Regions from separate parts of the Homo sapiens genome. Here region 2 is linked to region 1. The links are chromatin contacts, found by Hi-C or POLR2A ChIA-PET in ENCODE. All regions are on one chromosome and are shown on one strand. The core of a region is the stretch at or near the end of the contact, and the rest is flanking DNA. Distances in the headings are between cores, read along the strand shown. Region 1 holds the start of LINC03040 (long intergenic non-protein coding RNA 3040). Region 2 overlaps LOC105375070 (a long non-coding RNA gene).

The links. Hi-C counts contacts between places; a loop is a spot of excess contacts on that map. ChIA-PET counts read pairs that join two places held with the same protein, here RNA polymerase II (POLR2A). Pooled maps may share reads with other maps.
Region 2: a loop to region 1 is called in a map of A673, with 2.6 times the contacts of the local background. The contact joins the enhancer-like site here to the promoter of LINC03040 in region 1. A Hi-C loop is called at or near these places in 1 of 168 maps with a recorded cell type or tissue (A673), 2 of 37 single-sample maps with no recorded cell type and 4 of 50 pooled maps. POLR2A ChIA-PET finds 5 or more read pairs at or near these places in 2 of 52 experiments (A673 and Caco-2).

Annotation. Positions count from the first base shown.
Region 1 is chr6:43,996,494-44,002,870 of GRCh38, reverse strand. It overlaps LINC03040 (long intergenic non-protein coding RNA 3040), which reads right to left and starts at 2,286. Exons shown (of 3, transcript NR_160956.1): 1 at 2,171-2,286; 2 at 744-818; 3 at 1-190. SCIRT (stem cell inhibitory RNA transcript) reads left to right here. Exons shown (of 5, transcript NR_125864.1): 2 at 1,755-1,828; 3 at 2,156-2,280; 4 at 3,363-3,653; 5 at 5,563-6,377. LOC124901321 (a long non-coding RNA gene) reads right to left here. Exons shown (of 2, transcript XR_007059591.1): 2 at 3,317-3,920. RefSeq lists a silencer at 1-107 and an enhancer at 2,030-2,179.
Region 2 is chr6:43,872,652-43,879,205 of GRCh38, reverse strand. The region is part of intron 2 of LOC105375070 (a long non-coding RNA gene); the gene reads right to left. Among named protein-coding and RNA genes, the nearest start is that of LINC01512, 15 kb to the left of the region's middle. RefSeq lists enhancers at 725-1,232, 1,233-1,740. Within about 2 kb of position 4,790, at least 4 of the 41 ENCODE cell types and tissues checked have a DNase peak (open chromatin) inside an H3K27ac peak, as active enhancers do.

The sequences.
Region 1 (6,377 bases), core at 1,037-3,536:
TGTCCCGGGCTCCTCGGCGCGCGCGCCCCGTCGGCGGCGGGAGGTGGTGGGAAGGGGGCGTGACCTGCGTCTCCTCCCGCCGCCGCCGCCGCCGCCGCCGCCGCGCGCTCTACCGGCCCGCGAGTCCTCCGCGACATCCGGGCCAGCGTCTGCACCCAGCCACGTGTCCTGCCCCTGGTGCGCAGGTGGACTGGAAAAGAGGAAGGCAAACGCAGTGGCTAGGCGGAGACCTCCCAAATCCCACGTCTCCCCGAGAATCCCCGACGGGCTACAGACCTAGGGCAGCCATAAGAAAAAACGTCAGCTACATCTCGAGGGAGTGGGGTGGAGTGCGGGCGCTTGCTCTAGTCGAGCCCTGACATCGATTCTGCGGGGGCGGGGAGGAGTCGGCGCGGGGCTGGGGCTGGGAGGGGAGTTTATTTATTAGCCAGATTAGCCAGCATTAATGGGGGAGCGGTGGCGGCCGGCGGCAGCAGGGACATAGCTGGCATAGCTGGCATAGCGGCGGGGCCTCCTGCGGCGCGGGGCTCCGCGGCTTCAAAGGGGCTTAAAGAGGCCCTTGGTGGCACTGCCACGGCCCCGCGGGGGAGGGCGTGGGCGCGGGCGGCGGGGGAGAAGGCGGCCATTGTGCACCGAGGGATTAGGGCTCTGGCCTGGAAGGAATTTTAAACTGCCGCGAGCCGGAGCCCCAGGACTCTCCTCCTGCCCCACCCCTGCCCTCCGGAGCACGCTGAGGTGTTTACCTGCTTTCCTATGTCTGGGGTGGAGGGGGTGTCCTCTCTCCTCCCTCAAACTGGAGGCACCTAGGGTTACCAGATCTGGCAAATAAAAACACAAGACTTCCAGTTAAACTGGATACTTTAAATAGTGTAAGTCTGTCCCAAATATTGTATGGGACAGACTTATGCTAAAATATTATTCGTTGTTTATCTGATATTCAATTTAATTGGACGTCTTGTATTTTTTTTCCTGGCAGCCCTTGAGGCATTGAAATCTCTAATCCATGTCTGGAAACAGATTGATGGTTCCCGAAAGTCCAGTGGGTATGCCTCATTTGAGAGATCCCTAAGGGCAGGGTCGTGTCTCTCCCCTTACACTGGGAGTTTCCTGAAGCCCAGATACTGAGTTTCACCCTAAAGAAGGCAGCTCTGAGAGCACTATATGTGTCCCCCGTCAGACTGGGAGCTTCCTGAGGACAGGGGCTAAATTTCACCCATGAGAGTAACGCTTCAAGGTCAGTGTCTGTGACCTGTGACACTGGGGTTTCCTGAGGCATGGTCTGTCCGCTTCCTAGAGGGCAAGTCTCTCTCCTCCCTCACGTCTCACTCTCCCACCCCCACCCCACCCCAGGCTGCTGGAGGCTCCTCCTCCATTAGTGTTGCTTCCTGCCCATAGGGGGTGCTAGGGGCCCAGCGGACTGGCCTACGGATGGATGGGACCTGTTTATTGGGACTCGGGGCTTCAGTCCTTCGGGGTTGATGCACTTGAGAATAATGAGGGTGGGGTCCCCAACCTGTGAGGCTTGCTGAGGCAGTTGAGGGCCAGGTCTACTGGGGCCAGAGGCGGTGGCCAGCATGTGGGAGAAGCTCTGGGTGCTGGGTACCCACTGTTTCTTCCAGGAAGGGACAGTGTGGCCCTTGGTACAGAACATCCTGCCCACCTCCTCTCATAACCATTGAAGCCAAGCCCCAGTCCTCCACCAGCCTCTCCAGACCCCACTGCCTAACCTTTGCTTGTGCTGTTCTTTCTGCCAGAAACACTCTGTCTTCCTGCTTTGAGGACAGCTGAAGTCTTGCCACTTCTTCTGGATGCTCTGACCATCAGTAAGGTGGGCTGCTTGTGCCTGGGGGTCTTCTGGTGAAAAGAGCCCTCCATCTACTCCCTCCTTCCTCAACAACTTTGGCCACAGGGGCCAAAGAGGGGGCCAAGGTGGGGGAGGGGAGAGACAGGAACATTGGGGGAGCATAGGCAGAAGGGGAGTAAGAATAGGAACCTCCTTCCCCCCAACCCATCCCCCTGAAGCCCCTTCACAAGTCCCTTCATCCCCTCAGGGCCTCTGAACTCTTTCTCCTTGAAGCTGAGGGAAGCCCTGGAGAAGCGCTTTCCCACGGTCACAGCCTCAACAAACCCCTGCCCCCTTCTCCTTTGACTGCAGCCACCTCAGTCTCACCCTCCGCAGAATGCAGGCCCACTCCGTTGCTGAAGGGCCTCCTCCTTGGGCCAGGGCGCCTGCTTCTGCCAGTGGCATCATCACCCCACTCCTCAGCCGCCAGTCATCAGGTTGGCAATTAGCTACTTCCTCTCAGCTGCATGAGGCCACCAAACGTCACAGCCCCTCCCCTGGCCTGCCGCGGCGGGAGTGCTGGGGGCTGCCCCTACCCTTTGTAGTCAGTGCCAAGTCCTGGCTCAGTCCCCCTTCCCTACAACCTACTGAGTGCTAGGGTAATGAGCCTCCCATCTAGGGAGCTGAAAGCCTCGCTGCCTTCTCCCCGCTTCAAACCTCCTCCCCCATGTCACCCTATCCCATTGGGTGAGGACACTCCCGCTGCCTGGGTGGGGTGATGCCTGCTCAAGGGCACTAGCAGCCTGGGTGGGGCTTAAGACTCAGGTGTCTCTGTCCCCAGTCACAGGCGGTTTTCACCAGCCCCTTACCTGGGGCCCAGGAGTCTGAACTGAAGATGGTGGCAGTTATTTGGGAAGGGGAGAGAAATGGGGACTCATTCTACAGACCCCCAAACATGCAGGGGGCAGGCCCTTCATGAACACCCACATGGGCTCATTTGCCTGTGTCTAGGCACACACACGGTTACAATCTAGGCAATGTATGCTCCACTGCACTGTACCCACATGTGCCCCAGGTGGGCAAGTAAGCCCACTTGCCCAGATACCTCTCATGCCCACACATCCCTCCTCCAGGTGTGTGCATGCAAACTCACTGACATACAGTACTCAAAAAGGCAGTGAGCTTGCTGCCACACCAAAAACAAAACCGGGACCCTACAGAGGAATCTAGAAGCATGGGAGGGAAGGAGAGACCACCCCAACACTCGCTACCCCACAGACCAGGGAATCTTCCTGGGGAAGGATGGGAGGAAGTCTGCACTTCAGGGATATGTGTGGGGTACGCAGGTGGGCCGTGGTGGAAGCAGTTGTGTTGGAGTCTGGGTTGGGGGTGGAGGATGTGGATTTCCAGAGAGAATTGAAAAATTCCAACACATATAAACAAAGGCATGTGATCTTAGGCAGATCACTTAACTTCTTGGGGGCCCCAGTGACTGCATCTGTAAAATGGGAATAATGAGAACACCATTTAAACTTGGTTGTCAAATTTATTTTATTTTTATTTATTTATTTATTTTTAGAGACACGGTCTGACTTTGTTACCCCGGCTGGAGTGCAGTGGTGCAATCATGGCTCACTGCAGCCTTAACCTCCTGGGCTCAAGTGATCCTCTCGCCAAGGCTAGGATAAGTAGCTAGGACTACAGATGCGCCCCATCACGCCCAGCTAATTTTACAACTTCTGTAGAGATGGAGTGTTGCTGGGTTGCCCAGGCTGGTCTTGAATTCCTGGGCTCAAGCGATCCTCCTGTGTCCGGAATTGGTGGGTTCTTGGTCTCACTGACTTCAAGAATGAAGCCGCGGACCCTCGCGGTGAGTGTTACAGTTCTTAAAGACAGCGTGTCCAGAGTTTGTTCCTTCTGATGTTCAGATGTGTTCAGAGTTTCTTCCTTCTGGTGGGTTCGTGGTCTCGCTGGCTTAGGGGTGAAGCTGCAGACCTTCGCGGTGAGTGTTACAGTTCTTAGGGCGGCGCGTCTGGAGTTGTCTGTTCCTCCCGGTGGGCTCGTAGTCTCGCTGGCTTCAGGAGTGAAGCTGCAGACCTTCGCGGTGAGTGTTACAGCTCATAAAGGCAGCGTGGACCTACAGAGTGAGCAGTAGCAAGATTTATTGCAAAGAGCAAAAGAACAAAGCTTCCACAGCGTGGAAAGGGATCCCAGCGGGTTGCCACTGCGGGCTGGGGCAGCCTGCTTTTATTCTCTTATCTGGCCCCACCCACATCCTGCTGATTGGTAGAGCCCAGTGGTCTGTTTTGACAGGGTGCTGATTGGTGCGTTTACAATCCGAGCTAGACACAAAGGTTCACCATGTCCCCACTAGATTAGCTAGATACAGAGTGTTGACACAAAGGTTCTCCAAGTCCCCACCAGAGTAGCTAGATACAGTGTCGATTGGTGCATTCACAGTGCTGATTGGTGTGTTTACAAACCTTGAGCTAGATACAGAGTGCCAATTGGTGTATTTACAATCCCTGAGCTAGACATAAAGGTTCTCCACGTCCCCACCAGACTCAGGAGCCCAGCTGGCTACACCCAGTGGATCCTGCACCAGGGCTGCAGGTGGAGCTGCCTGCCAGTCCGGCGCTGTGCGCCCGCACTCCTCAGCCCTTGGGTGGTGGATGGGACTGGGCGCCATGGAGCAGGGGGTGGCGCTCGTCGGGGAGGCTCTGGCCGCACAGGAGCCCACGGAGCCAGGAGGAGTCTCAGGCATGGCAGGCTGCAGGTCCCGAGCCCTGCCCCGCGGGAAGGCAGCTAAGGCCCGGGGAGAAATTGAGCACAGCAGCTGCTGGCCCAGGTGCTAAGCCCCTCACTGCCCAGGGCCGGTGGGGCCTGGCGGGCTGCTCCGAGTGCGGGGTCTGCCGAGCCCACGCCCACCCGGAACTTGCGCTGGCCCGCAAGCACCGCGCGCAGCCCCGGTTCCCGCCCGCCCCTCTCCCTCCACACTTCCTCGCAAGCTGAGGGAGCCGGCTCCGGCCTTGGCCAGCCCAGAAAGGGGCTTCCACAGTGCAGCGGCGGGCTGAAGGGCTCCTCAAGTGTGGCCAAAGTGGGAGCCCAGGCAGAGGAGGCGCCGAGAGTGAGCGAGGGCTGTGAGGACTGCCAGCACCCTGTCACCTCTCACTCCCCCAAAATACTGGGCTTATAGGCAAAAGCCACCACACCTGGCCTGATTGTGAAATTTAAATGAGATAACCCGGCTCAGAGCAGGCCCTGAGTTGACATTACTATGAGGAGACCTTCCCAATATCCTGTCGCTTGATGGTGGGCTTGCCTAAGAGAGCTGCCCTAGGGAGATAAGAAGCCCTCATTCTGGACCTTACCTGACTGCTACATGCTCCCCCCGTTTTTCTTTGATTTCTGGGGTCCAGCCCCAGCCAAGGTGCAAGATACAAGTTGAGAGGCATGGCAGGGCATAGGGATGGGTGATTGGGTGCTACTTTGGACTAGGCTGGGGGTGGGTCTAGGGAAGGACTGGCTACCTGCCCCGCCCCTACCTGGCTGGCACAACAGGTAACTGAGTGCTGACTTTTATTCCTGGGAAGGGAGGAGTCAGGCAGTGCCTCTCTGTCCAGGCAAATGGGATGCAAGGGTCAGGAGCATGGGTGGAGAGGGTTTCTAGGAATATTCCTGAAAGAAGACCTGGGAACAGGCACTGCTGTCAGGAGCTACTGCCTGGGCCTACCAGCCTGTATCCCAGCTCAACAAACATCCTTGTCCTTGTTTCTCAGAGTCTGTATCCACCAGCTACTCTTCCAGATTCATGAGGCAAGGCCTGCCTGCTCACCTGGCTGGCCCCAAGCACCTCTTCAACCTGTTGCCACCGTCCTGCCTTGCTGCCCTTCTCAGCTCATCCAGCAGGGTCTCCAAGTCGTGGAAACAGAAGCACATATACACACATGCTCATATGTACATGCCCACAGTCACATAAGCACACCGAGAAACACCATCGCAGACATGTTCTCACAAGCACATGTGCATAACACTCACTACCCCTCACGCGTATACACATTAATACACACACTCATGCACACTCAGTCTTACACACACAGACACACAGCCATAATCACTGTTGTTGGTTGAATTGTGCCCCCCCATCCCCACCAAAAAGATAAGTTGGAGTCCTAACCCCCAGTACCTGGGGATGTGACCGTAGTTGGAAATAGGGTGTTTGTAGATGTAATCAAATTAAGATGAGATCTTACTGGATTAGAGTGGGCCTTAAATCCAGTGACTGGTGTCCTTATAAGGAGAAAAAGATTTGAAAACAGAGACATGGAGACACAGAGCAGAAGGCCATGTGATGATGGAGTCAGAGATTGGAGTGATGCAGCTATGAGCCGAGAAATACCAAGGTGCTGGCAGCCCCCAGAAGCAAGGAGAGAGGCAAGGAACAATCTCCATCAGAGCCTCTGGAAGAAACAGACTCTGCCAACACCTTGATTTCAGACTTTTGGCCTCCTTCACTGTGCGAGAATACGTTTCTGTTGTTTTAAACTACTGAGTCACCAAGTCTGTGGTACTGTGTTATGGCAGCCCCGGCAAC
Region 2 (6,554 bases), core at 3,541-6,040, 130 kb after region 1:
TGTAGGGGTGGCAAGTGAGGAGCCAGCCTGGGTGGGAGCCAGGAGCTACATCCCAAAAGGAGCCAAGAGAAGCCTCCACACCTCCTCTCAGAGCTTCCTACAGGGATGAGAAGCAAGCAGGGCAGGACTGACGGGGCTTCGCAGCTTCCAGTGGTGTTCCTGCCATGCAACGTCCCCTGGGAAGTGTGCCAGCCAAGGCCATGGGCAGAGATCCTGGGTGAGGCCTGCTGTTCAGAGATGGGCAGATCATTTCCTCAGAGCTGCAGATGCCTGGAAGGATCTTGCTCCCCATCACTCTGATCCCGGCTGCCAGAGCAGCTGGTGGAGACCAGCAGCCCTGTGCCCAGCACAGTGCCAGGCACAAAACAGACCATCTACAGATGCCACTGAATAACAGGCCAGATGGCCTCTCCCCACTTAGGACACTGGCCCCAAGGAGAGTAACTGGGGCCAGGGCCTCCAGGACTGGAGGAATCTGTGCTCCCAGTTCCAGCCTGAAGCAGCCCCTCGCACGCCTCATAGTATGGCCCTCACTGAGCCCCTGCACCCCACTGGCCCCAGCCTGCACTTCTCTCTCTCCTTCTCCTCACTCTTTTCTCCCTCTTATTCCCTATTTCTTTTGCCTCTTCTCCCTTCTATTCAGTCAACACATATTTTCTGTACTGTACACTGTGCTGGGTCCTGGGAGCACAGAAGCAATAAGACACAGCCTCTGCCCCCAGGCAGGCGAGTGGCATGCAGTCACCGCAGGCCGAATAGTCCCAGTGGAGGTGTGTGCCGGGAGTCCGGAGTCCCCGTCCTGCCTGGGGAGGGAAGAAGGCTCCCTGGAGGAGGGGCTGTTGAGATGAGTTTTGAAAAATGTATGGGGGTTACCAAATGAGAAGGGGAGGGTGTGGGGGGCATTGTCACTAGAGGGAGCAGCACGTACAAAGGCCCAAGACAAGTCAGAGCAGGACACAAGGCAGGGTGGGGGTGAGGGAGGCTCCAGCCTGGGGTCCAGTATAGCTGAAGTAGGGTTACACTGGGGTCCTTTTCACCTCCACTCACCCTCCACACCCCCCCACCCCCCGCACCCATGACCCACTTTTCTCTCCCTTTGCCCTGAATTGCAGCAGAATAGCCACTGGTCAGGCACGATAAGAGAAGACGGGATCGATCGGGTGGCTGGAGTCGGTGCCTGGCTCCACCCCCTGCAGGGGGTGCTGCAAGTTCCTCTGCCCAGCATCTCCCCCTCCCCAGCAGCATCTGGTGGAACAGCCCAGTCCCCTATGTCTGTGGTTCTGGCAGGACTGTCAACTGCTGTGTCCCAGCTCCTGGCCATGGGGGTAGGCCTGGGATCAGAGATGGCCAGTCACAGCCTCCCGTCCCCTTGGTCAGAAAGATGGCCCCAGGATGGGCTCGTGATCCCAGACCTGCTGATCACAGTCCTTCTCTGGGTTTTCTATATGACCACTAGGGAAGAAAGTGGCTCTGTGAACATCAGTAAAGGATAGTAATAGGGTTATAGTGAAAATAAGTGAGATATGACACATGCGATGTAAAGTGTTTCATTTAATACCTCCTCCCAATAGTAAGTGCTCAATTAACATTACCTTTTGTTTCTATTTTCTTTCCCTTCCTGACCACAGAGAAAAGTGCTGCAGAAGTGGTTCTGTACGCTCAGGCACACCCCGCACACCCCAGAGAGCCCAGGCTAGTCCAGGCCTCTTCTGGTACATGGGGGACACAAAGCCTGAAAAGGGGCGGCGACTTGTTCCCTAAGTCTCCTGACTCCTGGGCTGGTACTCACAGTGATAGGTGCTGCACAGTGGTAGGTGGTATTCCATACCCTGGGACTTTTTCCGGTGTCAACTTCAATGCGGAGGACGCTTGAGCCCTCAGCCAACTGAGGCTTTGTCGTGGCCAAGCTAGGACAGCTTGGCCTGAAAAACACAGTAAAGCCTTGGCTCCCAGCCATTCCACCTGCATGGACAGTGGCTGAGCAAGGACCCCCTCGGCGCCTCCACCACTCAGCCCTCCTCCGCAGGCCTCTCCCTACCCCTCTCCCCCCACGTGGCTTCTCAGGCTCCTCCTGTGTTCCTGCTCTGCCACAGCTGGGCACAGGAGCCACCACAGACTGCCACGGGCCACACCAGGCCTCTGGGGTCAATCTGCCCAAACCACCGCATGTTTCAGAGTAACCTCTGCTGTTCCCGTGGGAGTGGGACAACCAGGAAAAGGCCTCAAAAACCAACCTGGAAGGTTTTTCAAACAAAAGAGTGTGATTTCCTTCAAGGGAGGGGAGGAAAAAGGGAAAAAAAAGTATCCCCCACAGCCCTCCTTGGCTCCAACGGCCTCAGTCGCTGTCTTGGGTGCATTTAGTGGTTTGGCAACTGTGGGCGTATTTTAAAATCTGCTGTCCAGGCAGAGAGACAAAGGAGGCTGGGATGGGGCCAGGGGAGACCTCAGAGGACAGGGGTATTCATCTTGTTAAAAATAACCCACCCTGGTGCTATTTCTATTGAGCTTGGCAAACAGAGCTGTGTGATTTTCCCTTTTTTCGGCCATGCTTTGCTTGAACCATCTGATAAAAATAGTAGATAACAAGCTCAAAAAAAACCTGGGCTATTTTTACATGTAAGCCCCACTTGGAGTGAGCCCGGAGTGGGGTGGCCGGGGAACAGGGAGGTGGCCAAGAAGTGGGGAAGCCTTGGGTAGTTGGGTGGGGGCAGGCCTGGGACCACAGAGGACCAGGGAAGGGAGGAGACCAGGAAAGGGAGGTGATGCCTTCGCCTGTGTCCACAGCTCAGGGTCAACAAACAGGAGCCAGTCTCTCCTGACCCATCGTGGATCTCCCGGTTTCCCAGGCCCTGCTGGCCCCTGCCCCGACCTTCAGTGCTGTTCCCACCACCCTCCCCAGCGCCTGCTTACCCGAAGGCTCCATGGGAGGCTGGGCCTCATAGGAAGCAAGCACTGGGCATACTTCAGGGCTGGGTTAGCAGCGCCAGATGCTACAGACAGGGAGAAGAATCTTCAGGGGGATACCTGGGACCCCAGGAATGCAGGGGGGCAGGCACTGGAAAGATGGGGGGGGATCGGCTGCCCCAGCCAGACAACTGGCCATCCAGGTGGCATCAGCCAGTACATGGTTTCCTGCAGCTGGACCATAACTCTGAGTGTGGAGGCCACACACTCAGCCCTTGAAGGAGACCCACTTCGCTGTGTGGGTGAGCGGTGGCTGTGCACGCACCTGTCCAGTAGTGCACCCCCTGAAGGTAGCAGCCTTGGGCAACTCATGGCTGGTTCCCACCATGCCTGTCATCGATCCATGACAGAATCACTGCTTAGGGCAGGGGGACCTACTGAATGAACACATAGCAGCATGGGGGGCAGAGGTGGGAGCCGTAGGCAGGGGCTGCTCATACCAGGAGAGGTGCCTGGACAGAGGGGGTGGCTGGCCCTCAGAAGTGGGGCTGGGAGACCAAAATCGGGGCAGCCTTCATGGCCAGAAGGCACAGGCCTCCTTCCCTTTGAGCTAGAGATCAGGCCGGCACCCAGCTCACACACCAACCTCTGCTGGAGCTCTGTGAGGTCTGGCCGGGGCCTACAGGACTACTGCGTGAAATTTTCACAACTTAAGCCCTTGGGCTCATGAGTCTGGGGATTTCCTATGGGCAGAAATTGAGCTTTCCCCATCAGACTCCCTAAGGGCAGGGTGGGTCTCCCCACAGCCATCCCCTTCCCCATACCCACAGGTACAGCCAGTCTGGAAGTGGAAGCCCAGCACAGACACCCTGGGAACATCTGGGACTCACCTCACTCTCCCATCTTGGCTTGTGCCACCACGTGACCTCATCCTGCTCAAGGCAGATTCCACGGTGGGGAACTTAGAAAGGCATGTTCTCATTCCCCACAGCAACCTTGACAGGTTGGTAGGGCAACCCATTACCAGGTAAAAGATGGTGAAACTGATCCAGGGATGGAAGCCACACAGCATGCAAGAGGCACCTCCCCCAGGCTGGCCACGGGCTCCCTGCAGCCTAGCCAGCCTAGAGACATGCCCAGCTCCTCTCTAACTCCTGTGGCCCTCAGCTGGTCACAGCCCTCAGGCCTCTCCTAGGCAACCAAGCAGACATAAATGCACTAAGGAATGAGCTCCCCAAGGCCACCAAGAGGTGTCTGGAGCATTTGGAGCACTTGCTTGTCAGAGCACTGGACAGGGAGTCAAGACTCCTAGGCAGGCTTTGCAGCAACTCATTGTGCGACCTATGGAAAGTCATTTCCTCTCTCTCTCTCTCTCTCTGGCTCTCACTTTCCCTAGCAAATGCTCCTTGTGGGAGAAACATTTTTAACCCCAGGACCTGGCTCACAACAGGCCTCAGTATTTCAACTAAATAGATGGAAGAGTGAGTCAATGCGGGGATGCAGCAGGGCTGGACCAAGCCCCTTCTGGGCCTATCACTTAAAAGCTTCTAGGCTGATGTCCCCCAGGAAAGGCACATGTTCCCAGTTGCCCCAGAGCCATCCCTTGTCTCTAGAATAGCCATGGCCTGTCCACAGCCAGGAGGGCCAGTCCTGCAGGCACTGCAGCCACCAGCACCTGCCTGAGACTAGGGTTTCTTTCTCAGCCCTCCACCCTCCCTGGGGCTTGTTTCCCATCATTACCTCTGCCAGTCATTCCTGAGGGTCACATGCTTGCGAGGGAGCACAGTGGGCTATGGGCCTCCCTGCTGTCCCCTCCTTCTTCATTGTTCCTGGGCACTGTTGACTTTACAGGAGCAGCTGGAAACCCATGATGAGGGCGGGCTGATGTTGGGCCCAGGACTGGTGGGGCCAGTTTCTCAGATGAAACTTCAATGCAGGTAAAAGGCAAACAGATAAACAGGAGGCCAAAGGGCACCTCTGCCCAGGGGCATGGGCATGGAATGTGGGCAGTGGGGACAGTGCCCAACTGAGCCCCAAGACATCAGGGGGCTTAAACACATTTTAAACCTCTAGTCCCCCTGAACCAGCTTAGATCTCCTCAGTCTTTGTGGGTTCAGTTTATTCCACTTTGAATATGTGGTCCCAGTGCAATAGGCTCCTATGGGTCAGAAATTACTGAGAGCTGTCATTGAGTGAGCATCAAGAGTGCCAGGGACTGTGCTTATGTCTCATGTAAGCATGGTAAAAATACCACCAGGTAAGGATTATTACTAACCTTGTTTTCCAGATGAGAAAACAGAGACTCAGAGAGGTTAAGTAACTTGCCCAAGGCACACAGCCAGAGAGTGGCAGGGTGGGAGCTGAAGACTTTCCATCTAGTCCTTCTCTCCTGGCCCCTGCTACAACCCTATCCAAGCCCCCACCATCTCTCACCTGGGCTGCTGCAGGGTATCCTTGCTGGCCTCCTGTGTTCACCCTCACCTCGTTCCCTACAGTGAATTCACACAGCAACCAGAGAGAGCCTGTTAAAGTGTAAGTCAGATCAGGTCCTTCCTCCACTCACTTCATTTGTGGATGTACTATGACCACACGATCTGCTCCCCTGTTACCTCCCTGACCTCAGCTCCTCCACTCGCCCCTTCATTCTGCTCCAAACATACTGGCTTCGCTCCTTGTTCCTTTAACACGAGCATCGACTTACCTGCCTCAGAGCCTTTGCGCTTACTGCTCCTGCCGCCTGAAAACTCTTCCCCATATATCCACTCTGTTGGCTCTATCAGGGCTCTGCTCAAATGTCACCTTTTCAGAAAGGCCTGCCCTGCCCTTCTTGGGTAAAGTAGCCTGCTATCTCCTGTCTACGCTCCATCCCCTTCCCCTGCTTTATATTTCTTCAGAAGCAAATATGGCCACTGACTAGTGTATTTGAATGTTACCTGATCTACCAGAATGCAATCTCCACGAAGGCAAGGTTTTTCACCTGTTTTATTCATTGCTGTAACCACAGACCCTAAAGTGGTGCCTGGTACATGGTAGGTACTCAGTAAATAGTTGTCGAACACATGAATTAAAGAATGAACGACACTAGAACTGCCCCTCTTATGCACTCTACTCTTTCCAGCCTCTGTGCTCTCTGTCCCCAAATTTTCCTCGTGGGTGCAGACAAGTCTGCCTCCTTCTGCAGATTAGGGACCCCTCAGGGTGAGGGCTGACTTTAGCTCCTGTTTATTCCACTACCCACCGTGTCCCCACCCAGCATCCCTTTGCCTAGCAGCTCCAAGCATTGCCCTAAGCACATAGAGGGTGATCCAGAAAAGTCTATGGAAGCATAAGGCTTTCCATTCCTGACTTATTTCCCCTCTGTGAGTCTGCCACCCACTGAGGAGGGGAATTGATCCTAGAACTGCTGGGTGATCATCCAGCGATGACTGGGTAAGCCTCATCTCTATGCCAGGCACTGCACTGGGCACTGGCAGACCCTGGTATGAAATGGGTGCTTGACAAAACTGTGCTGCCTTATCCAAGTGAATGAGGTCCACTGACCCAAGATGGACTGTTGGATACCTAGACTCCTGGCTGGCCCTCCACTAGGCAGCCCACCCTGCCAGCTCTCCCACATGGCAGCGCAAGCCTCTACTTCCATTCTCTGCTCT